Linked DNA regions of Mus musculus: regions 2, 3, 4, 5, 6 and 7 are each linked to region 1. A link is a loop called in an ENCODE intact Hi-C map of the cell type or tissue named here. Cell type or tissue: left cerebral cortex. All regions are shown on one strand. Region 1 holds the start of Gm53063 (predicted gene, 34245). Region 2 has its middle 34 kb from the start of Gm34672. Region 3 overlaps Ntrk2 (neurotrophic tyrosine kinase, receptor, type 2). Region 4 has its middle 15 kb from the start of Gm34721. Region 5 overlaps Ntrk2 (neurotrophic tyrosine kinase, receptor, type 2). Region 6 overlaps Ntrk2 (neurotrophic tyrosine kinase, receptor, type 2). Region 7 has its middle 7.0 kb from the start of Gm34721.

Region 1 (4,000 bases):
TTGCTGAAGTAGGAGAGCTTCTTCTTCATCTTGGGTGAGCAGTGAGTAGGGGGAGTCATGCCAGCCTCGGTCCGACTCTGAGAAGTTTCTCAGGCTCAAACATGGACTTGCTCAAGAAAGCACTGGAAAGCCGTGTGGGCAGAAAATATCAGTAGTGTTCCCTGCATCTTGTAGTCTTGGCTTTTGTTCTATGCCCATTCCTGGGAAGTACTAGGCAGATGAATGGCTAGATTAACTTAAGATAGCATTCCAAATAGACTTCGTAACTGGGTTTCTGCAAGACATGTTCTGGTCCCTAAAGAAAATCTCCCTGGGAGAAGACACATGAATGATTCAGTCTGATATTAAGCAGGGAGATACATGCTGTACAGAAAAAAAAAACTGATTTTGTTGGAGGCGAGGGAGGAGATCTATAAAATTCTATGGGAAAATAAGTTAGACTTTGGCTGAGTTTTAAAGGGAGGAGAGTATCAGGTAGGGCTGTTAGTAACCTTAAAAAATCCATACCTAATGCCAAAGGGTTCTCGTGTGCAGCATACGTGTTCTGGTGTTAAACTCCAAGTGCCCCACGTGTACTGGATTCTTGCTGATCACACTAAAAGGAGTTTTCAGAAAAGAATGGTCCGTATTCTTCTTCCAAAGCAAGGATGCTGTCCACTGCACTAGGTACACTGGCCAGAAACTGTGGAGCCCCACCAGGGCATGAGTTCTGACAATGTCGGTCCTCAAGAGATTCTTTCAAACCTGCCCTTGTTTTATCTGTCCACCTGTCAGACACTACAGAGATTATCACAGCAACCTATCCTAGCACGGGATGCAGGTTAGATAACATTAACACACCAGAATGTGTCCTCTGCTGTGTGACAGGGGCTTCATGTGCTGGCGAGCCTGTGGTGAACACAGCTTAGCAGAAGCTTAGAGAGTCTGAGGAATTTCGCTTTCCAGACAGAGTGAGGCACACATCGGGCTCCAGAAAAATATTTATCTAAGGTTGAAGGGCAACACAGTCAGCAATGTGCTTGCCCGGTAGGCATGAGGAACCAAGTCTGATCTACAGAGTCTATGTTTAAAGGAAAGACAGGGGGGAAAGCTGGGCATGTGGCACACTTTTATAAACTCACACTCGGAAGCTGGAGACCCCTGGCCAGCCAGCTTAACCTAATCACTGAGACCCAGGCCAACTCTTGTTTCAAACTTTGATTCAAACAGCAGCAACAGCAGCAGCAGCAGCAGCAGCAACCACCACAACAGCAGCAGCAACCACAACAACAGCAAACACAACATTAAAAATTTTGAGGCATGACACTCAAAATTGACCCCTGGCCTCAACACGGATAAATACAAACACTCACACACAAACACACACATGTGCATACATGTACACAAACATGATAAAAGAATTATCAAACAAAATCCCTTCTGAGCTCTGATGAGAAAAATCTCTCTTGAACCTATGACCTTACCCACTCCTCGCCACAAACAAATTTTCAAACTTGACCATAGGCATGGATACCTGGGCGCTTGTTTCTTTGCTCATTTTGAAAACTCCCTGGACCTCCATGCCTTGATTTAAATTGAAACTGTGCGATTGCTCTTAATTATCGAGAAATTGGCCAGGGAGGCCAGGCTCCATGTCTCAGGCTTATATAATCCTCAATACTTGAAAGACCGAGGTGGAAGGAGAGGAAGGTCAAAGCAGAAGGGTCAAGGCCTGTCTGGGCTGCAGGAGGAGCTCAGGCCCAGCTCTGCGACTTACTGAGCACCTTAAAATAAGAACTTCAGAAAGTTACAACTTTAGGGAGCAGGAGCCTAGCATGCACCATTCAGCACCACATCAGTGGGGAAAGGCCATGTGCTGTTAAAAATTCTCTCAAGTGTGATCCTTTGTTTTCCTAGTGGAGACGGTGTTATGGCCATAATACAGTTTTAGGACTTCCAGTGAGAAAGGTCTTTGGATTTTCGTCAGTACCGTTCAGCCACACCCTGCTGCTGTCTGCCATCAGAGCTCAGATTCCTTGAGCAATGCTGTTTGCCATTATGTTTCAAATCTTCTATTTGGATCAGTTTGTGAATGAAGATTGTTTAAGGCTCCCCCCTACACACGCCCCTCACCTTGTCTGCGGGGCGAGTTTGGCTCATCCTCTAGGTAGGCACTGTCCTAGATATCCTGAATGTAGTGAGCGAGACACACCATAAGCTGCAGCTGGAAAAGGAGGCAGAAGCTTCCGATAGAGCAGCAGGGCTTGAGCTCCCGGCCCAGCAGACTAGGCAGACCCCTGCTGGCCGCCTCTGTCTCTGCAGGGTTGTGTCTGTGGGTGACTGGTGGGGCCTTGCGCAAGAAAAGGCTTGCGAAGACTGAAACAGCTTGTCAAGGTATCCTTGTGGGTGTCTGTATTGAAGTGTCACAGTACGAAGGCTTTTTATTAGCAGCTATTTTCGAAGCCGAACACCGAAACGGAACAGTTTCTTCCTTACATGGCACTTCCAGGCTGGCTGCCTCCCTCAGCACAGTACGACAGCACCAGCCTTCACATAAGGGGGTGGAGAACATGACGCTGGATCCTTTGACGGTGGAGCCTGGCTATGTGGCCCACGCCCTGAGCCCTGGAGATAATTTGGTTCATTCACATGTTTCTGATGACGGGATGCAGCCGCGGGGGCTGCGGAGGATGGGGCCTCGTGCGTTGCCTTTGCGCACAGCCCGGGAACCCTCCTGTTTTGAATGGGTTCGGAGGGATGGGTGGCCTGTGCGGAGGGCAAAGAGAAACCGGGGCCAGCTAAGCTGGGTGGTAGTGCTCTTTCGGCCTCCTTCAGCTAAATTCTTCACAGCTCTCTTCTAGCATGCAGCAGGTTCTCTCTAGAAAACTCGGTAGGCTTAATTGTAATTAAAAAAAAAAGTTTGCCCCAAGAAGACTCATTTTAGTGCATTAGAGAGCTGATTTTGGACCTTGAAAGGAAGGGTACGCATTCTACCTTAATACCTCAGCTTGGATGGAGCCAGCTCAACCACCTGCTTTTGTTTTGGTGCTTTGATTTTTGAGGCCAAGTCTCACCACATAGCTAGCCCAAGCTGCCCCTCATTTCTTCATCTTCTTGCCTTGGTATCTGAAGTCACAGATGTGTAGCCCTTCCTACACCTGTGTTTTGATGCTGCAGATGAAGAAAACAGTATTCAGAGAGGCAAAGTCACCTCCTGAAGTGTCCTGGCATCTTTTGAGGTTACTCCCCACCTCCAGGAGGTGGAAAGGGTTAACTTTCAAGGTCATAACAAGGTGATTTTGAGTCATTTCTACATCTGGTACACGAACCATCCATCACACAGAGACCCAGATCTGTTTGCTCCTCTGTTATGTGTGCACAGCGTGATGCGACTTCGGCTCATTGGATCAACTTCTCTGACCCTTATTTCCAAGTTCACCAAAGTGGAAATGTCTTTTCTGCCTGCTGCCTCATGCTGTCATGAGGGTACCACGGGAGATAGGACGTGGGAATGTGTGACTGGTTCTTAGGACTCTCGTTGCCATTGGTGAGCAGCAGGGAGCCCGTGCTGATGCTTACCCAGGACTCCCGCCTCCATGCTTAGAATGTGGCTCTCTCAGATAAACTACTCTGAGTGGAGGATGGCTCTCAGGGGTGGGAGCACCGACTTAGGCCTTTTTGGAATATTTCAAGATTGCTATTGGCTCACCGTACTTACTTTCCCGCTGCATCCCCCGTGTCTATGATATGACATGCCACTCTTGTATTATGGACATGAGTCCACTCATATAATATTGCTCTTTTCTCCCCTTCTAAGGTGATATGTGAGAGATTTTCCAGCAGTGTGAAAAGAACTAGTTCAGATCCCTAACTTCCTGCGGATTCATGCTCCGGGTTTCTTGCCCAGGCCCTTCCTGGCAACCTCAGCCACCACCACTGCAAAAAAAAAAAAAAAAAAAACAACCCTTATTTGTAAGATTTATTTATTTTTATTGAAGTGTGCTAGCGTCTGTGTGCGCCT
Region 2 (4,000 bases), 220 kb after region 1:
CAATGTATTTTTAAAATTCAATAAAAGCCAAATTTCAAACTTTAGATGAACCTGGATCTAGGCCTCAGATCAGTGCTGGCATACACTGTTGCTGAACTTCAGGGGAAAGACAAAGACAGTTTATATCCAACCCACAACAAACCACACGTGTTTCCCTGGTGCCAATCCACAAGACACAACCCACCCCGATGCAACCAGAGAAGCCCTACTTATTAATGAATGCTTTTATCGATGTTTCCTCGTGCGGCAACTCAATCAAAAAGGCAGCATAAAAATAAATTAGCTGAGGATGTGAGGTCTTATTTTACAAATGATAGCACTCAAAAGGTTTAATGTCTGCCACGCAGACTAAGACCGCTGGGGTCTCCCTGCCCTGAGGGAGCAATTTCTGTCCATACAGGAGCTTGCTGATATAGTGAGGTATTTACTAGACCCTTCACGTTCCAACTCAGGATGTAAGACACATATCCACAAACCACACAGCAACGGAATCTACCCCATGGCATGCAGCAAACGCACTTATTTTAAGTAGTTACCATGGGGATCCATCAAGAGCATAACACCTGGTGCATCTACAGAATGCTGTGACCCAACACTATGAGCAGCTACACGAGCCATGTTGCCACACACACACTTTGACAGCTGTATACTGAACACTGCTGTGTCTTTGGCATCTGCCGGGGCCACGAACATCTTTTTGCCCACAGACAAGGGAAACCAGGAGTGTTAATCATGCAGGAGTATCTCCTTAAATGAGGAAGAACCTGTTTTCCACCCAGAACGCTAGGAGTGGATATTGTTAATGACCTGGAGACCTTTTGCTATTTGTAGAGGCAGACTTCACCCAAGCACTCCAGACTTTTCCATCCCAGACGTTCCCTCCCATGGCCTTTAGCTCTCAGGCAATAGAGCATATCTTTAGCAGGGGATGTCACATATAATCCACAGCCTGCTGACCTCTGTGCTGTCCCTGTCAGAGACCCCGCTAGAGTCTAAGCCTTTGAGCTCTAGAATACATCTTCATGTTCACATGTACTTTGTAAAGGGGTTTCTATGTAGCCATGCCTTAAGCTTTATTGTGCACCTGGAATTGGAATGAGTGTTGCCTGGAAACTTTTCCCCCAATTCTATTGTTTAAATATGCCGCCAATAAACTGCCAGGCATCGGACTCTTTAGATGTTTGATTCAGTTTGATGAAGTCAAGTCGAACCGAGTTTTCTTTTCTTTTCTTTTTTTTTTTTATTCCCTCAGTGACTTCTGCAGGGACCCTCTCAGGCATCTCTTTCCAAATGTACCTATTAGATCATACACACTGAGCCCTCAGAGGGTATCTAGGTGCAGATGCCAAAGGACCCTGTGAGACACACTCGATGGTTCTGAATGTTCAATGTCCCTCCCATAACTGGGCACACCTACCTCGGTACTTCCTCACCTAGAACTAAGGATCCAAACTGAGATGTACTAGATTTAAAAAAAAGAAAGCCTGACATTTGCTCTCTCTCTCTCTCTCTCTCTCTCTCTCTCTCTCAACCTCTTTCTGCCACTTCCTCCCACTAGGCAAATTGTTGTTCCTTCCTCTGGGGGTCCACAGAGGTTCCTGCCTCCTCTTCCGAAGATGTACTGAATTGCTAACTCCTTGTATTCATTTCATAAGTTTGCTATGCACCAGTGCTCAGCCCTTTAACACAAGGGCAGTAGGTTTAATAGCGTGAATAGACTCAGAAGACCACAAAAGACCACAGAAGACTAAACTGGGCAAAAGAACAGAGTCCCAAAGGAAGACTACACGCACACGCACATCTTTGATGCCACGGATGTGGGGTGAGTGGTTAACCAGTCTGGAAGATGTGGGCTCAGTGTCTCCCCAGAACAGGCTGCCAACCTAGAACACCAGTGCCCTCCCATGGACAAGCTGCAAAGACCGGTAAAGCACAGCCCTCAGCCCTGAGGCTCATCACCCCACCCTGAAGTGAGGATGTCACGGTGTCTTCCCCACCTGCAGAAAGATCTGCTCCTGCTTCGCTCTTCACTCCTGACACCGCGGAGGACCGCTTCTTCCAGCTGCTTCCAGCCCGGTCAAGCATAAATCTCAGTACAACTCGAGTCATGAACGGAAGTATCATTTACCGATTAGTAAGACTCATTTCCTGGGGCTGAGGAGACGGCTCTCGGTGGGAAAGTGTTTGCTTAACAAAAGCATGAGGACCAGAGTTCAAATCTCCCCACACCCTTAAAGCCAAGTGTTAACAGCACTTGCCTGTCACCTCAAGGTGCCAGACTAAACTCAATGTCAAGATTTGGGTTCAGTGCGGAAACCCTGTCTCAAAAACTAAGGTGGAGAGCTATAGAGTACGCTGCATGAGACCAGCCTCACAATACTGGGCATGGTTCAGAGCAGTGTGTTGGGGAGAGGGGTGTAAGCCTGAAAGACAAACTTAAGTTACTAGACTCATGCACATTATGTTAACTAATGCTCTGGATAACTCTGAATACATGGGTGACAGTGTGTTCTGATATGTTACATTCAAAAGATCGGCTCCTTCACTCTGCTTGTAGCGCAATGGCTACAGCAGAGGGAAGCCTTCATTAAGGGGCTCCCTGTCTCCTAGTGCCTGTCACACAGGGGCACGAATTTGAGAGACTGGGAGCCAGGCTGCCTTTCCAGACCTTGAGATCAATCTGATTGTTAAGCCACTTTCTTTGCGTTCTGACAATCTAAGGTAAGTCTTGATCCTTAATGAACAAAAGAGGAAGCATTCAAGAACCCTCGTGTTTCTCTTTACCTGTGAAAGGCTCGTCTTCATGGTGTAAGTACAAACAGCGTCACTCCTTGCATCCAAGCTTAGCTTAGTTCCCAGCCCTGGTACAGCACAGAAACCCATCCCAGCAATACAGCAGCTAACATCTTTCCTATGATCTTTTAAAGCAGGACCAAGGGAAGCCAGTGCAGCCCAGAAATGAAGTAGGTGAAGTTGTGGTGGTCAAAGCCGGCCATGCTAGTCACACGTCATTGTTAACACTGTCTTTGGTGTCTTCACTCTTACAGGGCCTGGTAGAAGAAGCCCCTAGTGGAGGCCAGAATGTTTAACTTCAGGATTAGAGAGGCCCTGGGAGAAAGCCCCTCCACACAGCTTGGAGGGTGAGCTTTATGTCCTATGAAGACTAACACCAAGAGAATTCTGTGAACTGCCGATTCTCATCCATGTGCTCTCTGTTCCACACAGAGCACACACTTGGAATGGTCCCCATAGGGAAAACAGACCAGTTAGGAGCTGAAAAGTAGCCAGGTTCCTGTTGAAGATCTGTAATCCCAGTTGTTTAGAAGGCTGAGGCAGAAGGATCCTAAGTTCAAGGCTGGCCTAGGCAGATCAGTAAAACCCACTCTCAAAGAAAGAAGTAAAGGCGGGGCCGGGCCAGGCATTGTCACAGCCAACTGTTTTTGATGCTTGATAGCAAGAGAGAAAGAAAGAAAGAAAGAAAGAAAGAAAGAAAGAAAGAAAGAAAGAAAGAAAGAAAGAGAGAAAGAAAGAGAGAAAGAGAGATAGAGAAGTAGGAAGGAAGGAAAGAAAGAAAGAGAGAGAGAGAGAAAGAAAAAGGAAGAGAGAGAAAGGAAGAGAGAAAGAGAGAGTAAGGAAGAGAGAGAGAAAGGAAGAGAGAGAAAGGAAGAGAGAAAGGAAGAAAGATGGGAGGGAGGGAGAGAGGGAGGGGGAGGGGGACTGGGAGAGAGAGAAAGAGAGAGGTGGATACAGAAATGAAGAGAGAAAAGGAAAAAGAAGGAGGTGAGGAAGGATCGCCAGGTATGGCGGGAAATCTACCTTACAAACCAGTTGCGTGCTGAAAGCTCAGAGGTGTGCATCTTTTCCTTGAAGGTCTTATTCTGCATGGCAATATTTCCCATCAGAAAAATACTGGAGGACCCCAGTAAACATTGTTATGAAGATAAACAACCAGCAACTAAAGGGTTGTGTTCCCCCAACACCAGGCCACCCTGACACCAGC
Region 3 (4,000 bases), 61 kb before region 1:
CTGCAGATTATCCACAGGACAGTTCTCTTGCTTAAAGTTCACTGGGCTTTGCTGTGGGGCAGGCTTGGTTTTCTGGGAGAGAGCCAAGGTAGGCAAAGAGGAGTCCTTAACTTGGCTTTCATAGCAGTGTGAGGTTCCCCAGGACATGACCTCCAAATTAACATCAACTTTGAGACCCAGTTTCTAAGAAGGGGACAGAATTCCATATTCTTCATATATCATAACAACATCTTGAACATGGGAAACCTGGAGGAGCCGGAACTGAGCTGCGATCATCTGTCTGTTCACCTAGAGTCTACTGCTAAGTACTGCCTCTTGCCCCCAGTCTAGCTGCTTCTAGAACCATTTCCAAATGAGCCAGAGACAAGTAGAGTTGAATTATTACTATCCTTCCTTTGTTCTTTCCTTCCTTCTCTCCTTCCTTCTTTCCCTCCTTCCCTCCCTCCCTTCTTCCTTCTCTCCCTTCCTCCTTCCGTCTCTCCTTCCCTCTTTTTCTTTCCTTCATCTTGTTCCCTCTAATTTCTTCCTGTTTCTTTTTTTTTGTTGTTGTTGTTCATCTGTTATGTCTCCATCTCCAACACCCATTTCTCCCCTTCCCCCCAACCTCGGACTGTGTGTGTGTGTGTTTCTCTCTCCTTTTCCTCTGCAGAGATTAGATTTATTTACATGCAAGGAAATGTACCAGCCTTAAATAGACTATTCCATGAGCTTTGGCCAGGATATCATCCTGTATAAACCAAACAAACCCCCATTAAGACCCAGAGCACCCTTCTCTTTCCAGAGAAGTCTCATCTCTTTGGTGGCTATCCTCCCAATCTCTCTGTTGACCCTGTCTGAAAGGCAGTCGAGGTTCTCAGCTTAAGAGGTAGAGGCATTCTGACAGCTCGGTGGGCATTATATGCATGGAACCCTGCGGTGCTTGTAATATATTGGGTGTGACAACTGACAAATCAAAGCCCAGAATGCTTTTCTTTGTGTGAATTCCTGCACAAGAGAGCGGTCGCCCCAGCAGCCATCCCTGACTGCTCAGCAGTTTGGAAGTTGTCAACGATGAGGTCCTTATTTTAGTGTCTCTACTGGCCTGCAAAAGCTTTTCACTGACTGTGGACGTGCAGGTCAGCGCATGACACTGCTGGGTAGGGTGGCACGCCTGTGCAGACACCGCGGATGCAGACACGGTGTTTACTGCCAAGCCTGTCTTTGTGTCTGCAAGTCGGACTCTGTATTATTGATTTTATTCTGATTGTTCCTTGAGACAAAGGATGAAATTGTTTCTTTCAAAGCAGTGTGTGACCTGAAGGGGAGAGCTAGATGCACGTAGCAAGGGCAGGGTGAATAGTCTCAGCCAAGCAGGCAGACGCTGCCCTTCTGACTCCAACGCATAGGTTTAGTTATCTTTTTTCCAAATCCACAAAGCTCCTTGGACAACAGGAAATAATACACTCAAGTTTACAAGATAGCTGCTTTACATGCAAAAAGCGAAGAGAGGGCAGCGTAGGGGAGACGCGTCCCCAGGAGGGCTCTCACCCCAAGCGCCCTGCTGAGGCATCGTCACGTGGTCACTGTGCAGCGCAGGTGCGGAGTCTGGCCAGCTTAGAGGGATTCAGATACTCAGAAGTCTCGCAGGAGCCAGCCCTGCACGTGCAGTGGTCTGACTCCACCTCCAAAATGTTTGGTAGCCCAGACTGCATCCTGACACGTGACCCAGGAAATCAGCCACTCTGAATCTCACCGCCTCCTTGAGAGCGCTCCAGCTGAGAGCTGGTTCTGCTTCAAATTGTAGATGCTTCATTTACTGGGACACAGTGTGGATAACCAGACCTGGGCGGTCATGCTCAAACCCACCCCCCTCCCCCGCCTTCCCCGCCCCCAGCAGATCACTTTACTGAGCTTTGCATGGTAGTGGCACAGCAGCTGCTCCCTTAAGGCAAGGTGGAGCTCTTCCTTAGTTTATCACTTTTCAGCTTCCCCAGTTTTCTGCTCTGTCTCAGTGCATGGCCCAGTTAGACTCTATTTGGCCAAAAATGGACAGATTCCCTTATTCAGCGCCCAATCTCCCCAGAAGTATCCGGCCTACACTTTCTGGTACTCACAGCTGGCGAAGAACAAGAGATAAGAATTTCACATATGGGAATATTGAAGTCGTGTAAAAATGATCATCCGAGCAGCAGTTCATCTACATTAATCTCCCTGTGAAACTAAGCCCCCAAATATATTTAAACACGAGGGTGGCAGACGTCAAATTAATAAATGGCCATATGTATCTCCAAACAGCAGATAACCATCAATCATCTGCAACATTGTCTATGACTATTTCAAAACCCCACACAGAGCCAGGGATACAATTCATAGGGCTTTTTCTCTAATTAGCTCCAGACAGCACTTAGTAGGTAGGGGGCGGGGAGTGGGATCAGACAGGCATCAAAGATAATACCACATGAGCAATTCGGATCTGCTGAAATAAAACCACAGGAAAATATGAATGCTTATGACTCAAGTTTATCCAACTAATAATGGGTGGGTGGGGGTAAAATTCTAACCCTGAGATAACAGGGCAACCTGAGACAATGACCTACAGAAGATGTTATCTGCACTCAGGACAAAGAGAAGGAAGTGAAGGGACCAGAGGCAGCAGAGTACTGCGAGCAAAAGGAAACCAAAGGCCCGGAGGTTCGGAGGGAGATGTTCTTCTTCAACCTGTTTTGTGAAGGGCCTGAACTCTAAAGCAGCTGTTTGGATAGAGACTTCCCCTGCCTGGCTCCAGGGAGATACCTGGACCAGTTCCTGCAAGAGAAGATCTGGAAGCTTGTTGGCTCTGTTATCATGACCCATCTTAGAGCAGCAGACTTTGATGGAAGGCTTTTCAAACTGCTTTTCCCTGCAAGGATCTGGCCCCAAAGCAGCTTTCTCCCTCCTGAAGTTTGTTCTGGTTGCAGAGAATCTAATCCTGAGAGAGTGGTTGGGACATTTCTCCACCTTTGCCTGGAGTCACAAGAAAAAAAATATTGTCAGAAAGGTCAGGCCCCTCCGTGGGGCCTTCTTGGGAAAGTTTATGCCTTTTATTTAAACTGACGCTTGTTGTTTCTTTAAATGTTGGGGGAGGGAGCCTCTCAGCTCCCGATGGTACTCAATTATAGACAGGGATCTAAAATGCCTTGGATCTTTGGGGAGTTCTGCATTGGGGGGAAACAAGGCTCTCCAGGCCTGTGTCCCTAGGGCTTGCTCCTCTCTCCTGATTGCAGTAGAGGGCTTTGGTTGGTGGGTAGGTGTTGGAGGAACTGTGACCCAATGTCACAAGACGAATAAATGTGTCTGTTCTATAAGGAAGTCTTAGTTTCTGGGCACCATTTTTCTAAGATGATCGATAGGGTGGCCTCATTTGCATTTCTCTCCTCTGTTTTTAGTAAGTCTCCTCATTGTATCCTGCCCCCACCCCCTGAGCATCAGTCCTGGTCTCATCTCCCTTCTCCTCTCTCTCTCTTCTTCATGGGCATGCATGTCAATTATTTTCTTCAGGTGAGATCTATAGGAAACCAATCACATCATATATTTCTCCTCCTCCTCCTCCTCCTCCTTCTGACATTGGCCAGTTTGATTACATCACTTAATGAAGCCCTGTGGTTACTTTAAATGTTGCAGGAAGGAAAGTCTCTTCAAATCAGGATGCAAAGATGTAGCCAGGCTACAGCAAGTAAATTGGGGCCCGTGAGCTCAGTTCGAGGGTCCTCACCCGTGAGGCATGTGTTTCTTTTGATGGGCTCCATAGCCCTTTTCAAAGCAGTGGGACACTCTCAGAGGGTGAACCAGAAAAGACGTTGCCTGTGAAATCACACTTTGAGTTCAGCTGAAAGCGAATTCTTTAATTCCTTGACATCAACAATAACAATGGAGAAGTGGAGGTGGGTTTGCTTCCCTTTCAAAACTCGAAATAGAAAACAGGATGAGTGATTTTGCAGCTACCTTAAAGTATTCCTAGAAGCTTCACTGTATTCTGCTTAAG
Region 4 (4,000 bases), 320 kb after region 1:
GTGTGCCATGTGTGTATCTGTGTGTGCATGTGTGTATCTATGTGTATGCATGTTTATATTTCTCTGTGTGTGCGTGTGTGTTTCTGTGTGTGTTATGTGTGTGTTTCTGTGTATGTCTTGTGTGTGTATCTGTGTGAACATGTCCATGTATGTATCTGTGAGTCTGTGTGTATCTGTATGTGTGCCTGTGCATGTCTGTACCTGTGTGTGTGTGTGTGTGTGTGTGTGTGTGTGTGCACAGAGGCACAGGAGAACAAGTGTTCTGCTTCATCACTCTCTGTCCCATCCCCTTGAGACAGGATCTCTCACTGAATCCGGAGCTAGGCTGGCAAGCTCACATTCCCACCTGCCCTCCCAACCCCAGTGCCCCAGTGCTGCTTCGAGGCAAGCCCACCGTTTATGTGTGTGTTGGGATCTGAACACCTTATCCTCACAGAGCCAGCCCTCTTCCCCCCCCCCCCCCCCCCCCCCCGTGAGCCATCTCTCCAGCTCATCAGTGGAACTGTTTAATGCCGCAGGCCGTTTGCTCTGAGGTCTGCGTGAAGGCTGGATAAGTCCCAAATGGCGCTTTCACTCCGGGCTGGAAGGGTGTCAGGAGAAAATCCTCCAGCATCTACCTCTGCTTTGTCAGAGACAAATCAGCTCACTGAGTTGCCTCTGCGACAGTCAGCACCTAGCTCTCCCTCGGCGTGTACTTGGGAAGAGGAAGTAAAATCTTAACTTTATCTGAACCACTGGACCAGCCCCTCCCACTTTCACCTCTGGGAACATCCTTGATAAGAAGTGTCTGGACAGGGTCTGGACACCTCAGTCTTGGCCCCACGCTGTTTATGTAACAACAAGACTTAGAATGGAGCCTTGGGCCACTGTGCATAAGTTAGCCTGGGCAGGTGACAGTCAGTCACTCAGCCTGCTCACACCCGTACATCAACCATCCCAAGAATATCCTAGCCCTCAAGGCTTAGGGAAGTCCCTGCTGAACAGAGGTGTGTACGTTGCCTCACATCAGAGCTGAGGGAATCCAACATTGTCCACAGGACAGCCAATGTCTCATGCCTGACTTTTGTGGGATAGTCCTGGGAGCTCCTTTCTTTAATAATTTTAACCTTTAACCTTTGGCCTTTACCCAGTCACTGTGACTATAACACACTGTGGATGTTTCTGGCAAATCATCAGATGTGTGTGTGTGTGTGTGTGTGTGTGTGTGTGTGTGTTGTATATTTCTGACAACCCCTCGTACAGCCAGCCTTCCCTAGTTCCAGACAGACCTCAGCCCTAATGACATCAGAGTTACATCTTTTAGAATGTAACTCTGTCCTGTCCTTTTTCCTGATTCTCTATGTTTTCCTTTACTAAGACCCTTGTACCTTCTTAGTGCAATCTGTTCTGCAGTAGCCCTCCCCTGCTGTGTGCCTTGGATAAGAAACCCCCACCTCCTCCTTGTAACAATCATAATTGAAGAGGAGGCCAGGAATTTCAGAAGAAGCAAAATGGGGGAGGGGAGGGGCATGGAATCGGGGTGATACAAATGTGTATAGTTCTCAAAAATATAATTATTTTTAAAAAATGAAAAGATACTTGCAAGCAGAGAAGAGGATATGAGTCACCTACAGCCGTGTATTGTGGAATCTGACAGGTTAACCGCAGTACCCATCTGTCCTCGTTCCCCAGGCTAGAGCCTACACCAGCTGAACAAACAGGTAGCTAAAGAATATGGGTGTCAGTCTCTGAGGCAGCTTGAGGTGACCAGGTGACTAAGTAGTGGCCACTGGTATGAAATAAACATGTGATGTGGGACCCCCTTGGGGACAGCTTGAAGGAAGTAGGAACACAGACAGGAATGGTGGCATCTGGCAGCTTCTTGCCCCACAAGAGGAAGTCATGTCCCAAGGCTGGTAGAACAGGGAGACCAAGGAAGTCTGGCTTCTGGAGACTCTCCGAAGCCCCTGCCAGGAGTGAACTGTCTTCACATTTCTTCCTTACAAGGAGCAAGTGACCCAGTGTTTTGAGCTACCGTTCTTCTGGATTCTCTGGCCCACACAGCTGGGTCTTTCCTAACCAAAGCAGGGGTGTGTGCTGCCACCTCCTGAGGGACTGAGCAGGGCTCCCCCGGCCTCAGCAGCAGCGCAAAGATGATTCATTTAAAAGCCTTCTATTCTGGATACTACCCTCTCCGTTTCCTACAAACCCAATTACCAAGAGAACAATTGGATTTTTCCAAGTCCCTCAGAATGTTCTCTTTAAATGTTCTTGGTATTAAATAGTAACAGAATTTAAATGGCATCAACAGAACACACAGATGTGACGTGGTGATGAGTTACATAAATGAGAGAGAGAGAGAGAGAGAGAGAGAGAGAGAGAGAACGAGCCCTGGCACACAGGAGCCCAGGGACTGTGGCCAAGATGGAACGGCGTCAGAGCACAACAGGCTGACAGATCTGCCTCTGGCTTCCAGCTGCCTTCTTGCACGCAGACCCTTCTCTGGTTTAGGCTAATCTTTTCTGTCCATGGAGGGTAATATTAAAGGACCAGGACCATACCACTGTTCTGAGCACCAGGGTTGACAGTGAGTGAGTCCGTGTCACCGCCCTGCCAGTCATTGAGCTGTGGGTGGGTCTGCACTGGGTACTGTGCCACTACTTTCTCTTCTTCGTGGCAAAGTCCCTGTGAAGGGCCCCACTGTTGCTTTACCCATCGGTAAATGATATGGAGAGAAGTTGAATCTCATCCTCAAATTCCTCAGCAACCAAGAGGCAGGGTGGGGATTTGAACCCAGCCCTTGTGACTCCCCAGAGCCTGTGCACTCAGCCACACTGCACTGTGAAAGGTAGATGCAGTTGCTGGGCAGTGGTGGCACATGCCTTTAATCCCAGCATTCGGGAGGCAGAGGCAGGTGGATTTCAGAGTTTGAGGCCAGCCTGGTCTACAAAGTGAGTTCCAGGACAGCCAGGACTATACAGAAAAAAAAAAAAAAAAAAAGGAGGAGGAGGAGGGAGGAGGGGGAGGTGGGAGAGGAAGGGGAAGAGGAGAGGGAAGAGGAGGAGGGAGAGAAAGGATGGGGGAAAAGAAGAGGAAAGAAGAAACCAACCAGTATTTGATTAGCTCACACTTTTCACCCAGAGGGCCGGGATACATTCTGCTAGTAAAGCCTGGCCAGGGTGAACCCCCAGGACACAGACTTCTGCCCGTGTTTGTGGCTTCTGCTCTCCACTGGCACACAGGACCTCTGAGCCTCACATCTACATGACAAGCGGAAAGAAGCAAGGAGAACACAAAAGTATGCCCCCAAATTCCTAGCAGACAGCCTCTTGTGGGCACTAGTACCTGCAAGGGATTGTGGGTGAATGAATGTCCTTAGTGCGTCTGTTGGTAAGGCAGGGCTGGGGGTTGGAGCTTGGGTGGTGGGGCAGATAATCTGCATTACAACCTTGAAACTGATTTCTCAAGCTTACCATCCTCCACAGAGTTTCCAGGACCCTGCCCCTGCCTGCAGCCATGCCCAATAAATCCCCTCACCCTGATCCCAGCCTTCCTCTCCTGCCACCCACAACAGAGGGACCCTAGCACCACTCCGTGACCTCCGCTATCCACCAGGCTTTCAGAAAACCATCCAAGAGTTTATATCCCAGGCTACATTTTCGGAGCTTTGGTGAGGCTTGACTTTTAAACTAGAATTTGGAAAGAATGTTCCAGAACACAGCCTTTCTCCAGCTGAGTGTGAGCCATGCTGTAAGACTCGAGTGGTTGCCGTGACTTAGATATGCCTTCAAGCATCTTGGAGATACCATAAAAGATACAGAGGCACTTCAACACAGAGTCCGTAGAAACTTAGTGTGGAAAAACAAAAACAAACAAAAAGTCCCTCTTAGCAGGAAGGATATTCCTGACAGTGAGAAACGGCCAACAAGAGTCAAGTTCTATGATGGCGGTTAAGGGCATCAGACTGGCCATCGCCTTTGAACTCCAAGATCAAGTTGGATCTTTGTGACTTGCTTTGGTT
Region 5 (4,000 bases), 210 kb before region 1:
TTAACCTCCTTAAAACTATAGTAAAAAAAAAAAAGGAAAAAAAAAAAAGAAGAAAAATAACAGTCGTATCCCTGGTGGGGAATTCCACATTAAGGACAACAGGAGGTCAAGCTTGACCTTTGCCCTTCCATTTGTTTGCATTTCTGCTGCCATCATGGGGTGGCTGGCGAAGGTGGGCTCTCGCTAGTCTTTGTGGTGAGAGTTAATCCCGTTTCACTGGTGGTATTTTTGATGACTATAAGGGAAGGGTGGGAAGAAGTCTGAATCACAGCCTGAGAGTCCCGTTCATCACGATGTCGATAGCTTTCCTACACAGAGTGAGCATGGCCGTCCTGATGTCCCTTAGTGGTGTGTACCTCACTCAAGCTTAGCTTTCTCGGGATGCTTTAGGGCGCAGGGAATGAAGAAGACCGAGAGAAGTCAAAATACAAACAAAAACAGCCCAAAATTCTCTGTACTAATGATTTGCAAAGCTTGAATCAGACCACCTGGGCAGTCTGTGTTCTTATCCCAAGTTCTGAACATGAGAAACCATTGCCCGGTGTCAGACACTGCTTTTTCCAGAGCAGGGAGGGACAGCTGGAGGAACAGCTATGGCACTCTGGCCCAGTGCACCACGTATAAGATCTGAGGGCGTGAGGTCGGAACCAGAGAGACCCAACAACCCAAGGTCCCCATACAATGTCTTTAGACCATGGTCACTGACTCCAGGGACCCACCCAGGGTGATGTGTGGAGTGATAACTGCTATCTGATCCTTAGGCGTCCACAAGACTAGTGCCTTCCACAGATATTAGCTTCTGGAGACCTGGGCTGGTTTAGGAAAGGGAGAAAAACCCTTTCCCAGGCTCCAGGCACTGCACTCTGCCATCTTGGATCCAGCCTTTCAGAAGTGAACCTCGCTTCCCTATGTAAGCTTTCTAGAATCTTCCCTTTAAGGAGGTCATATAGCCATTGTGTATTTCTTAGAAAGGGTGGGTGAGGATGAACTCCTTCTGATGTCTAAAGTTGTTCCCTTTCTCTACTCCTTTTTGGAGTGGCGCACAGGTAGATGTCATATGTCACAGACATGTCATTGTAAGCAGAACCAACCTCATGGTTTTGTATTATCATTTGCAGCAAAATATGCAGAGATATTTTGCTCTCAGTATTTGGGTACCTAGTGATTGCTTTGTTTTATTGAAGAATTCTTGTGCGTGATTCCCACTTTTGACTCCAGTAAAATGTTGCAAGGTGTAAACCAGGATTTCCTTATCCTTCCTTTGTGCACTAAACCTTTGAGGGCCCTGCTGAACTGTGGGTGCGAGGTAAAGGATTCGGGAAGAGGCCCATGATCCTAAGTAGCTAGTGAGCTCCTGACATGGCTGGTTCATGGACCACTCTTTGAGTGGAGAGGATGTTTTGTAAGGATCGATTAGAGGAACTATTCAAACATTCTTCCAGAGCACTCCACTAGGTCCTCAAGGATAGCAGATCGTAGTAACAATTAAAGTGCAGACTAGACCGTGCTCTGACAGGCATTCTTCTTGGGTTTGGCAACAAGTAGAATGGATTTGGTAGATGGTTATAAAGGTTTTAGAAAGGGAAGGAGATGGAGACCATGGCCACATACACACACATCTACAGCACGGGGTCAGCAGAGGGGTCTCCAGTGGCTGTGGTGTATCCTATTCAGCTTACAGGCCTGAAATAAAGATGAACTAGATCCCCCAGTGGCTCTTGCTGGAATTCAATCCTACATGCAGAAAAGCTCTCCACAAGCAGGCAGATGTTCATGGTGACAGTCGTGAGACCAGAAGCAAGCATGGGCTTCTTTTTCAGGGAGGCCCTGAAATGATCACTAAGAGCTGAAAAATAAACTAGTTTTTTGCCACAAGGCAGGGATTTGGACCTGTCATGACTAGCTTCTGACCAAATAGAGCAAATTTGGAGAACTCTAAGGGCCAGATGTTTCTTAAGCGTGAGCACTCTGACTGGGGTCAGATGGTCCCATCCACGTCAGCACACCAGCAATTCAATATGTCCGCCTTGGAGCAGACCGACAAGAACTCGATGATGACACTCTTATTTTGAAGCTTGTGATTCTTTAGGCGTTGCAGAGAGTGTCTCTCTGGCCCACTCATCCAGGAAGACTGTCACAGCTCCAGGATGCTCATTCACACAGCAGTGGGAGTTGGTGACTTCTGCTCCCTTATTCAGAAGCAGTTGTCTCCTATGCAAAAACTCGCGTCAGGGACAAACTATAAATATCGGAAGTGTTTTCCCACAGTTTCTCCCAGTGCTGTTTTGTCAAAAGATTCATGATGTGGGGTGAACTGGCGCTCTCTCTGCTGCACTTAGAAAGGCCCCAAAGTAGCAGATCTAGGGACGGAGTGTTCAAGTCAAGGAACACAGCGAGAGTAAATTTCTCCTGGAGTTCCACAGAAGAGTAGAATGTGAAGCCCATGCTGTTTCAATCACCAGGACCTGTTCCTTGTCCTGGGGCTAAAACTACAGAGCCATAGATTCTTTCTTGCCTTGAGAAACCAAGGAGAAGATGGTTTGGGCACAAGCCTTAGATAACCAGAGTAATTAAGATTCATCCTTACAGTTCTTCTAATCTCCAGAGTACTAAGGTTAATTGGTTACACCTTCCTCGCTCATCCTTGGGAAGACTCCATTCTAACAGGAAAGAAGAGACTCAAAGCTCTCAGCAAATTGGTGGCTGTCAGACTCTGGGCTTAGTCTCCTCGTCCCCCTCCGAGGGGGCAGCCTGGCCAGCAGAGGCTGCTGGCCACATGTCAGAAGCATGCTGATCCAAAGCCAGGACTGTCCACTAGAGAAGAAGGAATATGCAATTTGCTCTTCCTACTGCAAGGGTTTCTTTGGGATCGTTTTAAAGATCCTGGAATCTGCAAGATAACACTGAAGGAAAAGACTAGTTTGAGGAGTATTTGAGGGGTTGGAGGCTAGAGGATGGCTCAGCAAGCAGGTCAGTCCTCAGCACCTACAGTGTGGCTCACAACCATCTGTCATGCCAGTTTCAGGGGATACGAGGCTCTCCTCTCACCTCCTCAAGCACCATGGGTGAGGTGCACAGACATGCATGTAGGGCAAACAGTAAGACACGTAAAATAAATCAATCTTAGAAATTAAGACATTAGCGAGCTTAAAAAAAAAAAAAAAAAGAAAGAGACACGTCTCCCCACCCCCACCATTGCTTTTCTCTTGGCGGCAAACCATGACTGTGTCCGTGCCACCTCTGTTTGCCTTGTGTTATTCTCTTACCCTCTGACTGTGTCTCTACGGAGCTCTTCTTGCAGCTTAACAGGTCATCATAATCTATTCAGGCTGATCTCCAGAAGTGCAAAGATTTGCCCATGAGGCGTGGTTGATACTGGAAGTTAAGATTGAGCTGAGAGTGCTGGTGTGCACACCTGTAATTCTAGTGTTGAGAGCCGGAGGTTGTAGGGTCACCGCAAGTGTGAAGCCAGCCTGGGTGAGACCCTTCTTCAAAAACAAAGCAAAGCAAAGCAAAGCAAACAACAAGAGCAGAAACCCAAAGGGGGAAATGATAATCTAAAGGAGAAAGAGAGAGAGAGAGAGAGAGAGAGAGAGAGAGTGAGAAAGAGAGAGAGACAGACAGACAGACAGAGAGAGACAGAGACAGAGAGAGAGAGACAGAGAGAGAGACAGAGATAGACAGAGAGGTTATTTAATGTGGAATGGAGGTGTTGGTAAGAACTTTAGGTTGGTAGTGTCCAGAAAACAAAACAGTGCTTTGTTCTTTGCCACTGGCTGGCCTCTCGCCTAAGTGCTGTCTCCTGGGGGTAAAGCCACCTGCAGATTACTTTGGGGCTTTGCTGGAGTGCGTGCTAGCCGTGTGCCATCTGTGTGAGTGCTAGCTGTGTGCCTTCTGTGGCTTCAATACAACTTTTCCTGTCGGGAATGCCAGGCCACTCTGGACCAACAACCTCTTCCCATAAATCATGAAAGCAATCCCTCAAGTCAAGAACAAAGCA
Region 6 (4,000 bases), 69 kb before region 1:
GAAAAGTCAAGTTCACTGGCATGGCTGGTTTTCCACGGGGGAAGCAAGCTAGTTGGTGACAGCAGACGGTCAGAATGGCCGTTGTTGTGTAGTTCCATCACAGGGTAAAAAGTTACCAACACTATCGTTCCTCCCTCTCAACAAATTCTTCACTTTCTTTGGAAATTTCCTCCACTGGGGTTTGATCAGTGAGGAAGTGCTGTAAGAGGAGGTAATAGGGCTCATGGACAGAAGTGATTGAATCACTGTGTGCCAATAAAAAGTGTTCAAATTGCATTTCACTACATAATGAATTCTGGTTCAACTTGCTTTGACATAAATAAGATTGGGTAAGGGAAACCAGAAGTAAATCAAATAAATTAATAAAAGCATCAGAGTCCTTTCAATGTTGTCCCCAGACAGTGTCTGCTTATTTGTATAATAAGACCTGCTCTTATCAATTACGCGCCTGGCATGTGCCTCTGTAGAAAGAAGAACTTCAGGGTAGAGTTTGGATATACTCACTCTTCACTACCGAAATGCCAACACTCCTTTTGAATATTGAAGAGGTGAGATTTCAAAACCAGGGCCATGGGCCCCAACTTTCAACTAAAGATAAAAACAATGACAGCAACAATAACAACAACAGCAATGAGATTTTAGATGCAGATGTGCGTGTAAGGCTAACGATTAGCTGTTCTTCTTATTTCCCTAATTATACATGTTTACCGAACATGGGATTTTTGCATTTTGTCTAGACGAAGGGTCTGTCTCCACTAGCATAATACATAGCTGTGTTTGTGAGTTTTGTGAAGTATTGAATTTGCATCTCCACAGCCACTTGTTAGAGTTCATTGTCTTATTCTGCAGCCAGGGGGAAATCTGCAGCGATTTGTTAGGCACAGTTTGTCATAGACCCCAGCACTGAGCACACTGCACACAGGGCCAGGAAGACGGATTTTAGATGCACCCTTTATTTAATATTTATTGTGGTGGTTGAGCTATTTTGCAACTGCTCTATTGTTTATTTGTGTTTCTTGGAATCTGTGCTTGTTTTCTGAATGTGATCATAAAGCCACCAAGCTAAATATAGAACATGTTAAGTTATAAGCCGGCCATATCCGAGAACAAAGGGCTGGATGGAAAAGTCTATCTCTTTAGTCTCGAATTAGCCTAGGGCTATAGGAAGAAACCATGGGCAGCTTGACCTGGAGTAGTTCTGCTAGGAAACAAGTATTTTATGACTCTCTGGGGCAGAGATGGTCACTGTTCAGGCGATTTCACCCTGCAGAGGTTTGTCGTATTTAGTTACTTGCTATTTCGCAATTCCAAAGAGCAGAAATTACTTTTTTTTTCCTTTTCTGATAATCCCTTAAAAATTGAGTTCGAATGACTCCCCTTGGAAAGACCTGGGAAAATCCGCATGTTTCTAGATCTGGAGACATGGCCTCTAGCTGTTAGAACATAGTTTGGCAGGATCACTGTGATTTCAGAAGCCCTGAATCTTTGCGTGAAAGATGATTTATCTGTGAACTACATCTGGTGTTCTTCATCTCGAAGTAAATAGAGAATGTGTGAAATGAACTTGAAGCAGGATAGAAGAGATCCCCCCCCCCTTTTTTTAACATCACGTGAGGCATGCAAGAAAGCGCCAAAGTGAAACTGTAAGCAGATTGGCCCAGGAAACATTGGCAAAGGGGCCATCAGGAGGAAAGCTTTCCTGTGAGATTTATTGACATCACTATTCAAGCTAATTTCGCAACCTTGGTCTTAAATAACCTTGTCCCTCCCTGTCAACTTCCTCTGGTGCACCAAAGAGCAGAAAGAACTTGGAAGAACTCAACCCGTGCCTTAAATGTAAGAGTTCTTTAGGTGGGCTGCCTGTTCCCATAGATACAGGTGACCATGGCAAGGAATTTCCTGTGAACTTAGGGAAACCACTGATCCCGCACCAAGGAACTGCCTCAGAGAGAAGCAATGGCTGCAGCCGTTCTAGTCAGGAGCCGCATTCCTCTGCTTTCCTTTGAGAGCAAAGTTAAGTTTTCAGCAGAGTTAGACCCTGAACTCAGGCGAATTTGCTTTCATATCCCAGGAAACGAGTGACCCTCCCTCTTAGTGCCCAAGGTTTGGTGTTTTAGAGAATGCAATTGTTACCCAGCCACGGCTTGGCCTGAGCCTTAAATCCACTCATTAACCATCATAATCTGAAAGCCTGTGCCAGGCTTAATGCTACCATTCTGACCTGGTGCCTCACACTCCTTTGGGCAGCCTCTACCCCGACAGGGAGTTCACTTTCTCTTCTTCTGTTTCTTTATTTTTGCTCTGCCAATGCCAATGGCACACAAGGGCTGTCTTTAGGGCATGAATGCCAAATGCTTTCTCTAGATATCTTGAATGATAAGATCTTTTTCCATCCGTTCACCCCCACCATCTCATGATACCTGGCTCTAAATGCTTTTCTCCTTGGCCCAACCCCTTCTCGCTAGCTTAACAGAGCTCTTCTTTCCAGATTTTGCTGAGTTTGTGCTTCCTGGGCCACTGGGTACTTTTCACTGACTAAGATAAAAAGGAGCCAGAAGGAGCCAGGAAGCAGATGTATCTGGGGTAGCGTGTGTCTTCAAGAGATGGAATTCTCATCTCCTCATGAAAGGAGCGGTGAATGGGTATAATTAGGCTGATGAATCAGTGGAACCTGGTTACAGAATTTTTTTTCCCCCTGACTGGCTTTAATGAGAAGCAATAGCTATCGGTTTCCACCGAAACACACAGAAGGTAAAACAAGAGTGGGGTTGGAACAAAAGGTAAGATTCAGCGTGGGCTCGAACTCTGTCTCCAAGAATAAGCTTTGCTTGGGTGGAAGGTATGCGGCTCGGAACCAAAGCAAAACAAAGAAACAGCACAAAGGCATAACAGAGCTTTGCGGCTCTCTCTGTATTTCATTTCAGAGGCTGTCATTCAGGGAGCGCAAGGGGCTTTGCAAAGAAACGCCTATGCTGGCATTTCATAACCAATGGGAGAATGTTGCTCCTCTGCCCCCTCGTCCCCTCAAGCGAGGCACTTAGCATAGGTCAGCTCACAGGGTCAAGGAATTTTTAGGGGTTGTCTTAAGGTTATCTCTCATCAGCCAGCACCCTCCCTTGGCAATGTGAGTCGGGTCCAAGGCATTGAGACTTTACTCACCTTCAAGAAAACAGGAAGAACATAAGCAGCCCCCAGAGGGAGGCTCTTCCTGCATAATGCAAGGAATTGAAAACACCAATATTCTAGACCGCATCTATGACAGCTAGTTAATACCTAAGGTCAAGAGGTTATGTCCTCCAAGAAGAGGGTTTCACATCCAAACACATGGCCCTCGGCTCTTGCTGAAACTTAAGTGGAAGCTGTGCTGACTCCACATCTTGCAGATCCAGAGAGTGGCCAGGACACCTTTGGCTCCCTCTACCATCAGCACAAGACTCTGCCTCCAGGGGCTTCTGACTTGGCTATTCTGCTCTCTGCAGCTTTCTGCTAGGAGGGCAAAATACCCGAGATAACCAACTTCAAAGGAGGAATGGCTCCTTTTCCTACAGGTTTCAACCTGTGGTCACGCTGTTAAACGTAGGTCTGTGGAGAGGCAAAGGGCCTTGGCTGGAAGTGCAGAATAGAGCCAAACTGCTCATCTCGTGGAAGACAGGAAGGGAAGAGAGAAAGAGGAGGGTCATGGGCCCAATCCGTCATTCATACTTCTGCTTACCCAATTCCCGCTCATTAGGGCCTATCTGTTAAAGACTATACCTCAGCAATGCAGCTCACGACCACGCCTTCAGCACAGCAGCTTTTGGAAGCACCTATGACCCAAACCACAGAGCCATTCTCACCAGCTCACCAGCTCTTCTCTGTTTGGCTGCTAATGTGCCTGCTTGCTCCCTCAGACCTTAGTGATGATGCGTTCTTAAAACTTGGAACTGTACATGGAAGAGCTAGGTTTGCATTTTTTTTCCACTTAAGAGAAAGCTTACTTGTTAGCATCAGTGAGGTTTCA
Region 7 (4,000 bases), 330 kb after region 1:
GTTCATAGCTAAATAATTCCTTTAAAAAGGTAATGGTATGATTTTTTGAGACTAAAATTAGGACACACACACACATTTTCAAGATGATTCCATGGGTAAGGGTGAGGGTCTCAAAGCCCATACCCACAGTTACACACCCACTCCAACAAGGCCACACCTTCTAATAGTGCCATTCCCTGGGCTGAGCATATCCATCACAATCCTGATGAACAAACCATGTAAACACTTTGCAATGGGTTTCCCTGAGATACTTACTCTGGAGTCAGCATACAACCTGTGGTGACCTGCCCCACTCCAGTGTAGCCTTAAATTTCCCCGCTGCCACAGCCAGAACATCAATACAACACGGCTTTGTTTATTTTGAGCACAGGGCAAGACCAGAACAGGTAAGAGAGGTAGTTTAAGGAATTTTATATCAAGGTATAATTATCAAACAAATGTGCCAATTAATTTCTAAAACTCGGTGTTTGAGCATACCTGCGACCCTCCTTGAAGCTCTGACTTGCCTTTAAAGCTCTCCCTGCCCACGTTTCCGCAAACTCTTCTTCTAGAGCAGTACTTTAGATTCAGCCACGTTTTCTTGCCAGTCCAGAAAAGCGATGAAATGTGTTGATTTCATTTCTATCTCCGGGGATTTTAAAGACTTTAAAAATACAAAATGTAGCCCTGCATCTGACCTGCCTGCTGGGCGTTGGGGTTTCGTAGAAGCACTTGCTGATTTTCAGCAGCTCCTTGCACCCACAACCCAGCCCCATGCAAAGCCCCTTAGCTGCTTCTCTGTGCTTGTTTTCCATTTGGATGGGGGTTTGCATATAGACTGTACACACTTCTCTACTGCATAGCTTGCACACTTGGGTTTCATTCTTTACGCTTTCATTCTAATCATTCTTTAAATCACTTACTAGAAGATCTTTTTCTCTAAAACTGAAAAAAAATTAAATGTGTGTGTGTGTGTGTGTGTGTGTGTGTGTGTACATGTGCATAAGTATGTACAAGTACCCAAGGAGACAAAGAAAGGGAGAAACAGCCCCTGGATCTAGAGTTACAGGTAGTTCTAAGCCACTAGATGTGGATGCTGGTAACCAAACTCAGCTTCATGCTGAGACATCTCACTGAGAGATATATTTTTTAAAAGGTTTATTTATTTATTTTATGTAAGTACACTGTAGCCGTCTTCAGACACCCCAGAAAAGGGCACCAGATCTCATTACAGATGGTTGTGAGCCACCATGTGGTTGCTGGGATTTGAACTCGACCTTCGGAAGAGCAGTCAGTGCTCTTAACCACTGAGCCATCTCTCCAGCCCCTCACTGAGGGATCTTAAGGTACAAAAAGAGAGTGCGGTGGTCTGTAGCACTCACACTCTCAGGCTCAAGTGATCAACAAAGGCCCAGAAATGTTAATGTTTGTCCAGACTTCACCGGACGAACATATGCCTTCACATACCGCCAATATACACTATATTGTTATTGTTATGATTGCTCCATTTTATCCCTTGTCACAGTTGATCCGCTGTGTGGTTAATTTATAAATTAAGCTTGGTTGTGAGCATGCTCGTGGACGTATGAGAACACATAGCACCTGTAATGGTTTGCCACTATCCGCAGCTTCAGATCACCTCACAGTGGCTCTTCACCAAGAACCCACACATTCAGAAATTACTAAGTGCGTGTCCCTGTGCTGATCTAGCCCCAGCCTCACAAGCCGTGCTATCTGTGGCCAGGCAGATCTTTGACAGCAGAGAGGTCATGCACAGAAGAGCACCTCAGCCTTTGTCAAACGTTGAAGAAGGTTAGTTAGAGTCTAACTGAAGAAATCACAGTGATAGACAGAAAACTGCTAGTGAATAGGGACAGGCTATGGGCAGGGTGGGGTTACTCATCCTTAGAAACGGGCTGGGAGGAAGGGTGGATCAGAAGGGAGCCAGGCTTTGTGCGAGAGGAAGTGGAGGGAAAGATCATCAATAGTATGGTGATTGATCAGAGTGAGCAAAGATTCCGAGGAATCTGGCTAGTGTGAGAGCCAGCCAGCCAGCCAGCATCACCATCTAGAAGGGAAGAGACGCTGGCTCAAGCCTGCATTGGAGTCTCAGGTCCAATATGTAGAGGGTTGGTAGAAGATGGTACCACTTTCTAGGTGAGGGAATGTCCCTGGGTAAGCAACAGTGGGGAGTTGTCATGTGTCTTAGGCTCAAAGGGACCCCTAAAGAGAACCACCTGCTGGCACCCACAGCCTCTGTTCTCAGTCATCTAAGGCACAAAGCCAAGATCTAGGAAAGATAACGGTCTGGAGGAGCTAGAGTGAGACTCTGGCATCAGTCCGAGGTAAGTTTGATGTATAAGAGCAAACCCACTATCCCTCATGGGTAGTTAGGCAAAAAGTAAAGAGGACCAGACTCCTGGACGGGCCAGTGAATCAGGTCTCTTGTCTTTCAGGTCCTTGCAGATTCAAGGAGCCCTGGGTCCTAAGCATGCTGCTTAGTTCTCACAGCATTCTCTAATTGCCTTGTGGCCTTAGCCGTAAATCAGCATGTACCTGTGAGAGTGGAATTTTCCGGGAATGTATGTCTTAAGAGCAACCTGGTGGGGTCCAAACCTGGTAAAATCTAGACTGAAAGTTAGGGATGGTGGTAGAGGAGTGGAAACTAAATAAACAGTCCCCAGTATGTCGAACCTATGTCTTAGCTGGAGAGCTAGGCGCGAAATGGGGGAGCGGGTGGGGGACAACTGAGTCACCAATGACTGGCACTAGCGCGACACCAAGAGAGAAATCTATCCCTCTTCGTGGAGGACAAGAGAAAGCCATTGCTCCTGTGGACCAAGCATTACCCAAGTGCCTGGTAAGTCAGGAGTTTTCCGGTTGGAGGGTCCCACGCATTTGAATTTATGCAGTTCCCAGTCCCTGGGGGAGAAAAATCTGACATCAAGCAATCGGTCAGCACTGCGGTTCCAGAATCCCTGCATGATGCGTGGGTTGCACAAAGACTGTGGGGCACCGATTAGCTCTTCTCTAATTATACAGGATTTACATTAGACAGCAAGTTTATTTTGGAATGCTGCACTAAGATGCCAACATTGGTGAGGATGAGGGGGCGGAGCTCAGGCTTGGCCTTTAGAATAGAATGGCTTTGTTGTTGCCGTGGAAACCAGCACCCTGTGAATTCTCAGGCGCCTTATTCTATAATTATAAGAGATCTGATCAGGGGGCTGGGGGTGGGATAATTTTTTTTTCTTTATAAATTGTATTCAGTGGCTGAAAATAGAAGGGCCTAGAGAATGAAGCTTATTATTAACTATCCGAAGGGCGTCCTTCAAGCTCTGGATGTGCGCAGAAAGCCAGGGTGCAACCAGGACCACATCCCTTAGTACTGCACACCAGTGGGACAGACAAAGCTGGATGTGGCAGCCAGGAGAGATACTAGGCAGAATCTGAGGCTGTTGCTCATAGCCAAGTCCTGAGAAATTCACAGTTTACAAGTTCTCCCTTTGTTAAGGGACTGTGAGAGGCAGAGCCGAGGCCTCCATGGCCGGCATCCATTCTCTGTAGATTATTTAAATTGACAAAAGATAGTGGGGAGCAGAGAAAGGACATTTGTTCAATGGGGTCACATGGGGAAGACAAGCACTGAGTTAAGTGACCCCCTCCCAAGTCCATCTTCTTCCTAGGTTAAGTTCAGAGGGCAGGAGGCATGCCATAAGCAAGCAGCCCTAGTAGGATGTGGCCCCTGACATCACTGTCTAGGTTCCAAACTCTCCTGCATGGTGGCCTGACAGCTGTCGGAATGATGAGTTCTCTTTCCCTGAAGACAAGCATGCCCTCAGGCTGGCACCCTCAGCCTTCTCCTCCAGGCTGTGACTCCTGGGGACAAGAGGAAGGCAAGCATCTCCAGAATACCTTCCCTCCTGCCTGGATCCCTCTCTTACTCCCATTGCGCCCTCCCTCCTCTCTCTCTCTCTCCTCTCTCTCTCTCCTCTCTCTCTCTCTCTCTCTCTCTCTCTCT

What was found. Hi-C counts contacts between places; a loop is a spot of excess contacts. Peaks named below come from ENCODE experiments on the same cell type or tissue, not always from the same donor. Only the 100,000 strongest peaks of a DNase experiment are listed, where the experiment ranks them.
Region 2: it touches region 1 in a loop (3-fold over the local background); 3 of 42 quality-filtered maps call a loop at or near these places.
Region 3: it touches region 1 in a loop (2.4-fold over the local background); 3 of 42 quality-filtered maps call a loop at or near these places.
Region 4: a loop joins it to region 1, with 2.5 times the contacts of the local background. A loop is called at or near these places in 5 of 42 quality-filtered maps.
Region 5: it touches region 1 in a loop (3-fold over the local background); 4 of 42 quality-filtered maps call a loop at or near these places.
Region 6: a loop joins it to region 1, with 2.9 times the contacts of the local background. A loop is called at or near these places in 3 of 42 quality-filtered maps.
Region 7: a loop joins it to region 1, with 3 times the contacts of the local background. A loop is called at or near these places in 5 of 42 quality-filtered maps.

What each region holds. Positions count from the first base shown.
Region 1 is chr13:59,071,485-59,075,484 of GRCm38, forward strand. All of the region lies in intron 16 of Ntrk2 (neurotrophic tyrosine kinase, receptor, type 2), which reads left to right. Gm53063 (predicted gene, 34245) reads right to left here and starts at 2,230. Exons shown (of 4, transcript NR_168904.1): 1 at 2,113-2,230; 2 at 508-595; 3 at 1-122. In left cerebral cortex, a CTCF peak has its summit at 2,279 (motif pointing left); DNase peaks (open chromatin) are centred at 108, 2,455 and 3,454; H3K27ac peaks cover 3,714 bases.
Region 2 is chr13:59,287,434-59,291,433 of GRCm38, forward strand. No RefSeq gene overlaps it. Among named protein-coding and RNA genes, the nearest start is that of Gm34672, 34 kb to the left of the region's middle. In left cerebral cortex, a CTCF peak has its summit at 1,912; a DNase peak (open chromatin) is centred at 1,875.
Region 3 is chr13:59,010,039-59,014,038 of GRCm38, forward strand. The region is part of intron 13 of Ntrk2 (neurotrophic tyrosine kinase, receptor, type 2); the gene reads left to right. Among named protein-coding and RNA genes, the nearest start is that of Gm53063, 62 kb to the right of the region's middle. In left cerebral cortex, no CTCF peak of the experiment used is centred here; DNase peaks (open chromatin) are centred at 1,650 and 2,029; H3K4me3 peaks cover 780 bases; H3K27ac peaks cover 3,161 bases.
Region 4 is chr13:59,391,345-59,395,344 of GRCm38, forward strand. No RefSeq gene overlaps it. Among named protein-coding and RNA genes, the nearest start is that of Gm34721, 15 kb to the right of the region's middle. In left cerebral cortex, no CTCF peak of the experiment used is centred here; DNase peaks (open chromatin) are centred at 1,692, 2,137 and 2,354; H3K27ac peaks cover 1,239 bases.
Region 5 is chr13:58,864,230-58,868,229 of GRCm38, forward strand. All of the region lies in intron 9 of Ntrk2 (neurotrophic tyrosine kinase, receptor, type 2), which reads left to right. Among named protein-coding and RNA genes, the nearest start is that of Ntrk2, 59 kb to the left of the region's middle. In left cerebral cortex, a CTCF peak has its summit at 1,725; a DNase peak (open chromatin) is centred at 2,189; H3K27ac peaks cover 2,321 bases.
Region 6 is chr13:59,002,200-59,006,199 of GRCm38, forward strand. All of the region lies in intron 13 of Ntrk2 (neurotrophic tyrosine kinase, receptor, type 2), which reads left to right. Among named protein-coding and RNA genes, the nearest start is that of Gm53063, 70 kb to the right of the region's middle. In left cerebral cortex, no CTCF peak of the experiment used is centred here; DNase peaks (open chromatin) are centred at 2,068 and 2,601; H3K27ac peaks cover 2,677 bases.
Region 7 is chr13:59,399,183-59,403,182 of GRCm38, forward strand. No RefSeq gene overlaps it. Among named protein-coding and RNA genes, the nearest start is that of Gm34721, 7.0 kb to the right of the region's middle. In left cerebral cortex, no CTCF peak of the experiment used is centred here; DNase peaks (open chromatin) are centred at 2,148, 2,280 and 3,078; H3K27ac peaks cover 2,149 bases.